Regions from separate parts of the Homo sapiens genome. Here region 2 is linked to region 1. A link is a contact called in ENCODE Hi-C or POLR2A ChIA-PET data. All regions are on one chromosome and are shown on one strand. The core of a region is the stretch at or near the end of the contact, and the rest is flanking DNA. Distances in the headings are between cores, read along the strand shown.

Region 1 (5,558 bases), core at 1,487-3,986:
GAGACCATTTTTGCCACACTGTGCTTAGCTTTTATAAATACAATGTTGTTTTCTTTATACCTCCATCTGCTGTGAAAGGTGAGGAAATATTTCCTGTGATTATAAAAGAACTGGGTCTCCTTCCAAAATGTACTTTCTTCCTGTTGGGTCAAACTAGTATGAATATCCCTCATTCAGACATCTCTGTTAAAGGAACACATCAATCTTACTTTAATTCTCAGTTTAAATAATTGGGCCTCCTGTTTTATGAGTGGGTGAAAGGTTTCACCTGTCTCTGCCACTAGATTGCCAGTAGTAGGATTAGGAGTCACTTTTTTTTTTTTTTTAAGGTGATATTTATTTATTTATTTTCAAGTTTTAATGTATTTTAGATTCAGGGGGTACATGTGCAGGTGTGTTACATAGGCACATGCGTAGTGGTGGAGATTGGGCTTCTAATGTACCCATTACCCAAATAGTGAGCATTACACCAGACAGATAATTTTTCAACTCTAGCCTCTCCCCTTTAGGAGTCCCCAGTGTCTGTTACTTCTATCTTTATGTCCGTGTGTACCCATTGTTTAGCTCCCACTTAAAAATGAGAACATGTGGTTTTTGATCTTCTGTTTCTGCGTTAGTTTGCTCAGGATAATGGCCTCCAGCTCCATCCATGTTGCTGCAAAGAACGTGATTTCTTTTTTATGGCTACAGGGGCCACTTTTGTGGTTCCTGTTTTCCAACATGACACTAGCACATTTTATTCTTCAGGTGTTGCCTTAATGAAGCAAAGACACTTATCGTATTCATCCACCTGACATCTTGGGAAATAGTGGTACTCTGAATGATATCTCTACCACTATTGCTTCTTTATTTGTGACCTGTTCAGGAGCCCACATGGCACGGAAGCAACAGACCGTAATTGGAATTAAATCTAATTTTTTCCTCACTCAACAGTGTTTATCTCCTTTGTGTGGAGTTCATTCAATCCTTCGTGTGGGGTTGTTGGGCATGGAGCCTTAGTCTTCCACCCACACAAGCCTCTAAAGAGCAAAGATTTCTTAGGCAGTCCTTCCAAACAGGATTTTATTTTTAAGAAAAATAAATCAGTCTGGCCACTAATTATTATTATTATTTTTTGAGATGGAGTCTCGCTTTGTCGCCCAGGCTGGAGTGCAGTGGCGTGATCTTGGCTCACTGCAAGCTCCGCCTCCCGGGTTCATGCCATTCTCCTGCCTCAGCCTCCCGAGTAGCTGGGACTACAGGCGCCTGCCACCATGCCCGGCTAATTTTTTTTTTGTATTTTTAGTAGAGACAGGGTTTCACTGCATTAGCCAGGATGGTCTTGATCTCCTGACCTGGTGATCCACCCGCCTCGGCCTCCCAAAGTGCTGGGATTAAAGGCGTGAGCCACCGCGCCTGGCCTGGCCACTAATTATTAATGCATTTGGCATAATTAGAAAGTTGGAAGTTAACTTTTTTTTCTTCTTTTAACAGACATGGAAGAATGAAGGGTTTTTTGCTCTCTATAAAGGCTTTTGGCCAAATTGGTTGAGACTTGGTCCTTGGAATATCATTGTATCCTTTTCTGTTGCAATAGATCTGAAAAAAGATACAGCTAAAGAATACTATTTGTATAAACTCTCATGTTATTAATTATAATTTAGAAGTAGGTTCTGATTATTTTGAGTTCCTCTGATGCTAAGAAGTCACTACTTAGTTTCTTTTTTAGGAAGTGTAAAGTCTCCGTGCTAGACACTGAATCTTGCTTTGATGGTGGTATTATTCAAAAGTAGTGATACTACTAAAAAGGTTTAGTTAGACTCTGTTCTAGAAGCTGAGGGTATTTACGATTTCAGAGAGAGAGAGAGGAGGATTGGCTTTATAGCCCTAGCCACCTTGGGAAGGATGTGGTTGGCAACAGTGTCTTAGAATGCTTATCTTAGAAAGTGCCTGAAGATAAACAGGAATTAGCTCCGGAATTGTTTGGCAGGCCAGCACGCTTCCTATGTGCCACAGTGGGAGGCAGGAAAGGAAAGGCAGTTAACTTTTTTTTTGTTTTTGAGACTGAGTCTTTACTCTGTCGCCCAGGCTGGAGTACAGTGGCGTGATCTCGGGTCACTGCCACCTCCGCCTCCTGGGTTCTAGCAATTCTCTTGCCTTGGCCTCCTGAGTAGTTGGGATTACAGGCACATAAAACCACGCCTGGCTAATTTTTGTGTTTTTAGTAGAGATGGGGTTTCACCATGTCAGCCAGGCTGGTCTCAAACTCCTGACCTCAAGTGACCTGCCCCTTGGCCTCCCAAAGTGCTGGGATTACAGGCGTGAGCCACCGCGCCCGTGAGGCAGTTAATTAGACACTGAAGGGCAGAGTGATGAAGCAGGAATGCTGGCTTTTGCTGTCCTCTTGTTGCTCTTCATCAGCTCCTGCCTCCCAAGGAAGGATGCATAGTGGAAGCCTTTGAGGAGAGCTTCCCAGGGCTTGCTAACTCTCTCTCTCTCTCTCTCTCTCAAAAGCTTACAGTGCTGGAAAGTTTTTCCACCACAGCAAAGCCACAAAAGCTTATCAGCGTAGATGCCATCTCAGAAGAGGCTGATACCAGGGGATTTACATATCTCAGCTGTGATCTTTCTGCTCCAAGCTGACCTTGGAAGATAGTTTGATGTGGTTAAGGGTGGAACCCCTTTTATTTAATCGTGTCCATAGCGTGGGTCTGCCTGTACCTATTTGTTATTAAGTGTGCCATTTGTAAGTCTGTTGTTATGCACTGGAGTTGTGAAGATGGCATTTTCTGTGTCATCCTTAACCCATAACCACAGTTCTTTGTGACATACGAGCAGTTGAAGAAATTGGATTTGTGACAAGCCAAGGCTGCATGAGACATCTTTCTGAAAATGGTAACTTCTGAAACAGCAAAGCTTCCTGTGTTTCACTCTGCTTCTCACTGCTTGGCTCATCACAGATTCTGGGATGTGAGCAACAGATGAAGACTGGGTTAGTTGAGATTGCTGTGTGTTGGCATTGGATGCTCTTCATCAAACGTTTAATGGCATAAACTAACATCCAAACACTAGTCTTTACCACTGAAGTGCCCTTCAACATCAAAGATAATATGTGAAATGCATGTTTCTTGCTAAAGAAAACTTGCAAGAAAATCAGGAGCGATGTATTGTTTTATTCAGGGAGAGTAGCTCCTGATGCATCTCAGCTCATGACTGAGAATCAGACTGCTCTAGAAAAGCTCACTGGAACCATGGAATGGAGCCTCCGAGAAGGTGTTATGGTTTCTGAATTTCTGGGAGATTTTGCTCCTTGTCAACTGAAGAAATTTCATGTATGGAGACCTGGACTGTTCAACCCCAGGTATAAACGGTGCAGGAAATGGATCCTAGGAATATCACACTGCTTTATCATTTCCTATTTTGGCAGGATCTTCCACTTATAATAAGTGATTTTAAGCTTTGAAGACTTGACATTTGTGAGAAATTGTTACAAAGTAATAATCTCTAAATTCGTGGTGGTGTTATGTGTTGGCTTTGAAGGTTGCAAGGTCTGTATTGGTGGGGGGTGTTTTCAAGCAGCTTAGGTTCTGTCTTAGGTCATGTTAGTAATTAGCTTTATGATTTTTAGCAAAGCATATGTATTTCTCAATGAGTAAAATGGGGATAATAACGTCTATTGATGTAGAGGGTCAAATGAAGAACAAATAGTAGCTGCTGCTACTTGACTGGAAAGGTAAATGTGTTTACATCATGCTGTGGAACAGCTCTAAACAGTCTATGTAGAAGAGGGGCATGTTCTCATGGGCTTCTCATGGTAATTGTGAATGAAGCCCTTTGTTAAGGTCTTGTTGAAGAAAGAACACTGTATAAGTTCAGGCTTTAGTACATTTTCCTTAGCAAAATGTTGGTAGTGAATCAAAGAGTTGATTTTTCCAGGTTTCCAGTTTTTACTTTAGTTTATGTTGTGCCTGTCTTGGACTTTCTGTTTAGTTTGGATGGAAAATACCTGCTTGAAATTTTAAAAATGATTTCTTTAGTGCATCTATTTAGCTAGTTTCTGATAGGTGGTATGTAATATTTTCCCTTTTTCTTTCCTTCTGTAGACACAATAAGTCATTCTCCCTCTTCTTTTTTTCTTTTTCTATTTTCTTATTCTTTACTCTAACCTGCTTCAGAGAAAGAGCCCTCTTCCTTCTTGTCTTCATCTTAGTCTTTTCAAAATAAAAGATGACTGTGAGAACCCCAAGAACTTCCACTTCTGGGAGGCAGCCACAGGACAGGGAACATATTTATTTGGGTCTCTTCAGTTCCCCCTTTGAGAACAACATTAAATACATGTTAGCTGGGGCTCCAGGGCATTCTCCTTCCACAGTAGTGCGGCCAAATTCCCAGTCTGGCCAGTCTCTTTGTTGAGACTGAATAGAAGGACTGCAGGTTTTTTTGGAGGATGAGATAATTTTTCCTCGCAGGCATTTTTCCCTTGCCTTCCTTATGCATGAATGGTCCCTTTGAATATTATTTCCAAAAGTGAGAGCTAAGACAAAGTCATCAAAAAGAGAGGATAACAGAAGGTGGGGGCGGGGGCGGGGTGCAGTGGGGTAGGGTTACCTGTTAATTGCTGAGACTCAGATGAAAGTCCAGCTCTCCCTGGGCAACCCTAGAGGGCAGCAGAGGACCCCAGAGCTCATTCAGGCCTTGCTGCTTGTTCTAAACTACACCTTAGGATTTTTTCTTCTTTCCAAAACATTCCATTGATTTTATAAAGACTTTCTATAGAGAGGCTTTCACTTTTGAGTTCTTTGAGTTTAAAGATTGCTTTTCTTGAAATGCTCTTTTTTTAATGTAGAAAAATTTTACTTTTTCAAATATGCATACAATTTTTAAAACAGTAGAAGCAAATTCATTTTAATGACCATGTAAAGAGCGAATGTCAGACAGTATTATTACCAGTTTATTCAAATTACATACATGTTCCTACCAAGGTGGAAAGAAATTCAAACCTCATGGTAAAACTTAAGCACGATTTAAGATAAAAGCATAGTATTTCTTCAGTGTAGACTTATTAAGTGCCTTATTGAACAGGATCTTAACCTGCTTTTTCTGTTTTTTTGAAAGAGTTAATGCAATTGTTGAAGCTTCTAACCAAGAAACAACTTAAGGAATTGGGAGACTTGGTCCCCTCGTTGTCAGGGTTCTGGCTATAAGTACCTCCCCACCTTTGGGTTTTCTTAAATATGCCAAAAGGAATTCTAGTTTTTATAACCAATGGGTTTTTTTGTTTGTGTGCTTATGGATTTGTGTAATCATTGATGCTTAATGTTGTGGATTCATAATATAAAAAGTGGCTCCTGTCCTTTATATTTATTCATGTGCTAGAAATAGTATGCATTATATAAAGAGTATGAAGTTTTCATAAGCCTTTATATTTCAAGCTCTTTATTTAAACATTGTTGGAATATGTGGCATAAGCCTTGTTTCATTTATTTAATAAACTGGAGTAATATATAATAATAAAAATGATTTCTGGTTATTTCAGATAAATAGAAACATTCAAACAAAGGCAAACTACATGGAGTCTA
Region 2 (5,558 bases), core at 1,680-4,179, 100 kb before region 1:
CCAGCTAGAAGTCCAAAGGCCATGAGACTATCACATGACATCTATCCCTATCTGGCCTATTTTACCTGCTCCTTCCCCACATACAACCTGGGCCCAAACATACCAAACCACTTGAATTATGCAAAATAGCCATGGTTTTCCATTCCTGCATGCCTTTCTACATTCTATTCTATCTATCTTAAACAAACTTACTTCACCTGGCTCTCTCATACTCTTCATAAACACATTATAGCTCTCAGACACCACACCCCACACTGAGCCCACCTTCCCACACTCAGAGCTCATCTCCCTTCGCAATTTCCATGCCCCTCATCCATGGTCCAAGGGTACCCTGTGCAAACCATTAGCATCTCACTCACCACTGAATTCTGTCTGTGGCTTGGCAATCTCCCCCCATAAAGTGTGGGCTCCTCAAAGGCACAAGTTGTTTTTCATGTCTGGGACAGGACAAGTCCTCAGTAAAGGTTTGTTAACCCAAATGAATAAATGCTGGCAGTTAAGACATCATAACATACCAGATTTTGTCAGACTGTTAGACTCTCCTTCTTCTAAGTGAACATCTGAAAATGAAGCTTCTGAAGGTACCTTCTTCTGTTCATCTTTCAAACTCTGTGCAATCTGCTGTATAAAGAAATCAGAAGGAATGTTACCGTTTTCAGCAGTGTTTGGCAACATGAACATGTTCTTTATACAAAGTACATATATATATATTTTCAACTTGACATTTGGAAACTATTCAGATTTAAGACTGGATACATTCTGAATATTAGAAATGTTTTTGTTCAAGTAACTGGCCAATCCAAATAACAGGTTTTTGCTTTATGTGATAATAGCTACAGTATGCTATTTTTGAAACAGATATTTTTTAAAAATTAGCATGGACTCACTGCCTAAAGAATATCATGCAGTATACAAAGGAGACACCAACTACTAAATTAGTAATGAAAATCCCACTAATTTGCATTAATTATAAAGGTGGAAATACACAGAAATGAAGACCTAACAGTCATTTAGTTACTGTCAAAAAGAATGGCCAGTCATAAAAATGAGACAATGGACTTTGGGAATTCCGGGGCAAAGACTGGGAGGCAGGTAAGGCATAAAAGACTCCATATTGGGTACAGTGTACACTGTTTGGGTGACAGGTGCACTAAAGTCTCAGAAATCACCACTAAACAACTTATCCATGTAACCAAAAATCACCTGTACCCAAAAAACTATTGAAATTAAAAAAAAAAATTAATAGCCAGAGAATTGATTAGGAAACAGACTCCCTACCACATAGGCCAGTCCACTCATTCCACGTGCAGAAATTGGAAAGTACAGCTAATTCCTAAACGGCATGCAGATGTCACAGCCAGACCACTCTTATACCCCAGTCCCTCACCAAAAGAAAATCACAGTAAGCATATTTACTGCAAGTGGTTACCCTTAAGCCAAAAGGTCTACTACACAAGGGAGCATCCAGGATACAGGCCATGTAATGACTGAATAAACATACCAAATATACCACTAAATTACACTGGGAAGGGAGCATATAGAAAACTTTATCACCTAACATCCTATCAGACACAGCAATTAAAACAGGCATTCTTATCTATAATACAAAAACTGATACTCCTAATGAAGGCCAGGACGGGAGGAAAAGGAGGGAGCACCATTCACTAGATCAGGCTGGGAAACAGATCTAGTCTTCATCATACCTGCTTTGTGGCCCTCAAAGTCAAGGCAGCTCCTGCAAATGGACCACCCATCTGCTCCCTGTTGTTATCCGCAATACCAAGACACATAAAGATAATTCCAGCTATGGACCACAGAAAAGAAACAGCCCCCACTGCCTGCCCTACAAGGGGATCTGATCCCTGCAAGGTTGATTCTGTATATTATTTAAAAAGTAACAACATATAAATAATTAATATAACTAGCCAAAATGCAGTAAGTTTAAATAGAAGTCAGAGGAAGAGATGTAAGTTTAGGAGAACATCCTCAAAACAGGTAAGAACATATTTCCAGCCTGTTAACTTTAAAACGAACATACCTATTATTACATATTTATCCACCTAGGCATTGAAATGAATTAGGTTAAGTCAAAATGCTGGTGAGGATTTGGAGCAACAGGAATGATCTAGTACACACACATATTTCTATGCCAGCACCTGAGAGAGCTTAAAAGCAACAATACCCCTGTAGCAACGAGCACACCTAATGCCCAGATCTCTTTCTAATACAATCCTTCAATAAAGGAACCAGCACTCCTTGAAGAAATGGTCGATTCTAGGAGAGAAGCAGGAAATATACTGATGCACCTGAAGTTCTTATAGTGCCAGGAAATAAGAAAGTTCTCAAAATAAAAAATCTACATAAATGAGTATGTCAAAAGGACATAGGAGCCAACTGAAAGAGCTCCCAGTGGTGAAAGCTGGAGCAGCAAAATAAAGTACCAGTGAACTATAACCCAAAGTATGAATAAATATCCGTTAAGTCCACACTGACATCAGTAAGTGATTGAATCAACAAATTGGAAAAAGAGACCAAGTCCACACTGACATCAGTAAGTGATTGAATCAACAAACTGGAAAAAGAGACCAATCTCCCTTACAGAGAAGTTCCAAGTATTTACATAGATACTTTGCCCTCAAAAAAGGTAGAGCACAACCCACTCCTTGAGCATGGGTTACACATGGGACTTCCTTCCAAAGAGTACAGTGTGGAAAGTGGGGAAGAGGAGTAACTGCACGGTGGTGAAACCTGACAACACTACTTCAGCCAGATGGTCAAGTTCAATATCAACAGTGAACATTCATGTTGAAAGGCTGTACCCTTAATATGATGTAATAACAATGGCATTTTACACCACTGTGGTTTTCCTCCCCAAAACCCAAAACACTAGTCTAATCATAAGGATAACATCAGACGAATTCCAACAAAGGGGCATTGTATAAAAAGCTTGAAATACTCATGACAACACTATAAACCAGTCCTCAACACTGCTAAGTCATCGAAAACAAGAAAAGTCTGAAAAACTGTCACAGACAAAAGGAGCCTAAAAAGACATAAAAACTAAGTGCAACGTGGTGTTGTAAATGGGATCCTGGAATAGAAAAAGACATGAAAAACACTAAGAAAATCTGAATAAACTATGGACCTTAGTAAATAAATACCAGTGACTCACTACTGGTTCATTAATTGTGGCAAATGTATCATACCAACAGAAGATCTTGGTAATAGGAGCAACTGGGTGCAGGGTATATAAAAACTCTGTACCACCTTCTCAATTTTTCTGTAAATCTCAAACTATCTTACAATACAAAGTCTACTTTAAAAATAAAAATAAAAGAAATTAGGACATTTGACATCCAAGAAAAGCAGTCTAAATAGAAACAGGATAGTATCTGAGCCACATCTGACAACTTTAACAACACAGATTGGCACTTTGTGACAAAAGATATGCTGATGAATACAGGATACACTTAGAAAGAAATTATCTTTAATCTATTTTCCACAGATATTTAGGTCTACAGCACTCCTTATATAAACTAATTAAGCAAGATTAGTGTTTAGACCTGGCAAAAATTAGATTACATTTTTAAAAAATTTAATAGCTTACAGATTTCTCAAGATTATATTTTTTTAAAACACGTTAGAAACATGATGACTTAGCAAAATTATTTCAAGGGACATTTTTTAAATTCACCAGCACCAAAACTGCCTTTGGAATTTTTCAAATAAAATAATCAGGCCTCTTTTTTATATATATATATATATATATACACACACACACACACACACACACACACTCACACACACACACACACACACACACATACATATATATATATTTTTTTTTAAGGCAGTGTCTCACTCTGTGACCCAGGCTGGAGTACAGTGGCACAATGACAGCTCACCCCAGCCTCCATCTCCCGGGCTCAGGTGATCCTCCCACCTCTGCCTCCCGAGTAGCTAGGACTACAGCCGCCACCATGCCTGCCTCATTTTTGTATTTTTTGTAGAGATGGGGTTTCACTGTGTTGTGCAGGCTGGTCTTGAACTACTGGGCTCAAGTGATTCGCCCACCTTGGCCTCCCACAGTGCTAGTATTACAGGCGCAAGCCACCGTGCCTGGCCAAGACTATTTTTAAAAAGTCAAATATTCTGTTTTTCAATATTTCAAGGGTTAAATAAATTACAACAGCCACTGTCTCTCATATGACTACCAGCATTAAGTGCTTTCTGGGTCATTATCTTTACTCTTACAACAATACTCCAAGGTCAGTATTATGCCTGTTTTACAAATAATTAAACATACTAATAAAAAATAAGAAAGAGCTACTAACTGGGCTGGGATTTGAACCCAGGTCTATCTCACTCTTACATTTCCCCCTATGCCATGCAAATGGCAAACTTACATGGGCAAAAATCTCTAAAGAGATTTGAAATCTGCAGATCTATATTTAGAATCAAACGTCTGACAGCAATCTCATTGTATATCTTAGTAGGATATATTCTAAGAACAAAAGTAGTATAAAAATCTTGAATTAAGTTTGCTATTAATCATGGCATTAGTGTTATAATTCTGAAACTATTTGTGTATGTTGTAACTTGAAGCAAATGAGTAAATACATTAGAGGTGCTAGGAGCCAGGGTTTCTTCTGTGAGACTGGAAACATGAATACGAGATATGGGAAAAGGAAGAACCCTGTGGAACTGGATCTGAACTGGAGATTTCAGTATGAACTCATGATATTTTAAAATGTATATTTTCTAGCTCTTTAAAGAGGGCTAGAAGTAATCCACCACTAGAAATGAGCACACCTAATACTCAGATCTTGGTTTCTAAATACCACCCTCTTTCCCCTTAAGGAACCAAGGGTTCCTGGAGAAAGAGCTGACCGTAGGTCTGGAGCAAGGAATGTGAAACATTCCTGGAGCAAGGAAAAGGTGAACGCCTGTATCATCTTGTGCAAGAAAACAAAGGACTCTAGATTGACCAAGAAAAAAAGAAAGAAGATTCAAATTATTAGAATCATATGGCATTGCAAGGAGCCCAAAATAGCCAAAACAATTTGAAAAAAAAAAAAAAAGAACAAAATAGCAAAACTGCTTCCCAAGTACAAAATTTATTACAAAACAACTGTAATCCAGACAGTCTGGTGCTAGCACAGGATAAGACATAAAGATGAATGGAATAAACTTGAGAGTCCAAAAACAAAACAAAACAAAACAAAAAAACCATTAATCTATGGTCAACTGATTTTCAACAAGGGTGCCAAGACCATCCAATAGACAAATAATAGCCTTTTCAATAAATGATGCTGGAACAACTGGATAGCCACATGCAGAAGAATGAAACTGGACCCCTACTTCACATCAAGAAATTGTTTCACATACAATTTCTTGAAATCGCTTGAACCCGGGAGGCAGAAGTTGCAGTAAGCCAAGATGGCGCCACTGCACTCCAGCCTGGGTGAAAAGAGTGAAACTATGTCTCAAAAAAAAAAAAAAAAAAAAGACATCTGAAGGACAAATGGGGAAATTTCAATATGGACTATATATAAATA

The links. A loop is a pair of places that touch in the nucleus more often than their neighbours do. ChIA-PET counts read pairs that join two places held with the same protein, here RNA polymerase II (POLR2A). Pooled maps may share reads with other maps.
Region 2: a map of endometrial microvascular endothelial cells shows a loop between it and region 1 (7-fold over the local background). The contact joins two enhancer-like sites. A Hi-C loop is called at or near these places in 3 of 168 maps with a recorded cell type or tissue (HepG2, endometrial microvascular endothelial cells and endothelial cell of hepatic sinusoid) and 7 of 50 pooled maps. POLR2A ChIA-PET finds 5 or more read pairs at or near these places in 3 of 52 experiments (CD8-positive, alpha-beta memory T cell, GM12878 and activated T-cell).

The regions. Positions count from the first base shown.
Region 1 is chr13:45,393,254-45,398,811 of GRCh38, reverse strand. It overlaps SLC25A30 (solute carrier family 25 member 30), which reads left to right. Exons shown (of 10, transcript NM_001010875.4): 9 at 1,474-1,554; 10 at 2,797-5,496. The coding sequence ends at 2,838. Among named protein-coding and RNA genes, the nearest start is that of SLC25A30-AS1, 22 kb to the left of the region's middle. Within about 2 kb of position 2,736, at least 6 of the 41 ENCODE cell types and tissues checked have a DNase peak (open chromatin) inside an H3K27ac peak, as active enhancers do.
Region 2 is chr13:45,498,307-45,503,864 of GRCh38, reverse strand. It overlaps COG3 (component of oligomeric golgi complex 3), which reads right to left. Exons shown (of 23, transcript NM_031431.4): 14 at 516-621. Among named protein-coding and RNA genes, the nearest start is that of COG3, 36 kb to the right of the region's middle. Within about 2 kb of position 2,929, at least 5 of the 41 ENCODE cell types and tissues checked have a DNase peak (open chromatin) inside an H3K27ac peak, as active enhancers do.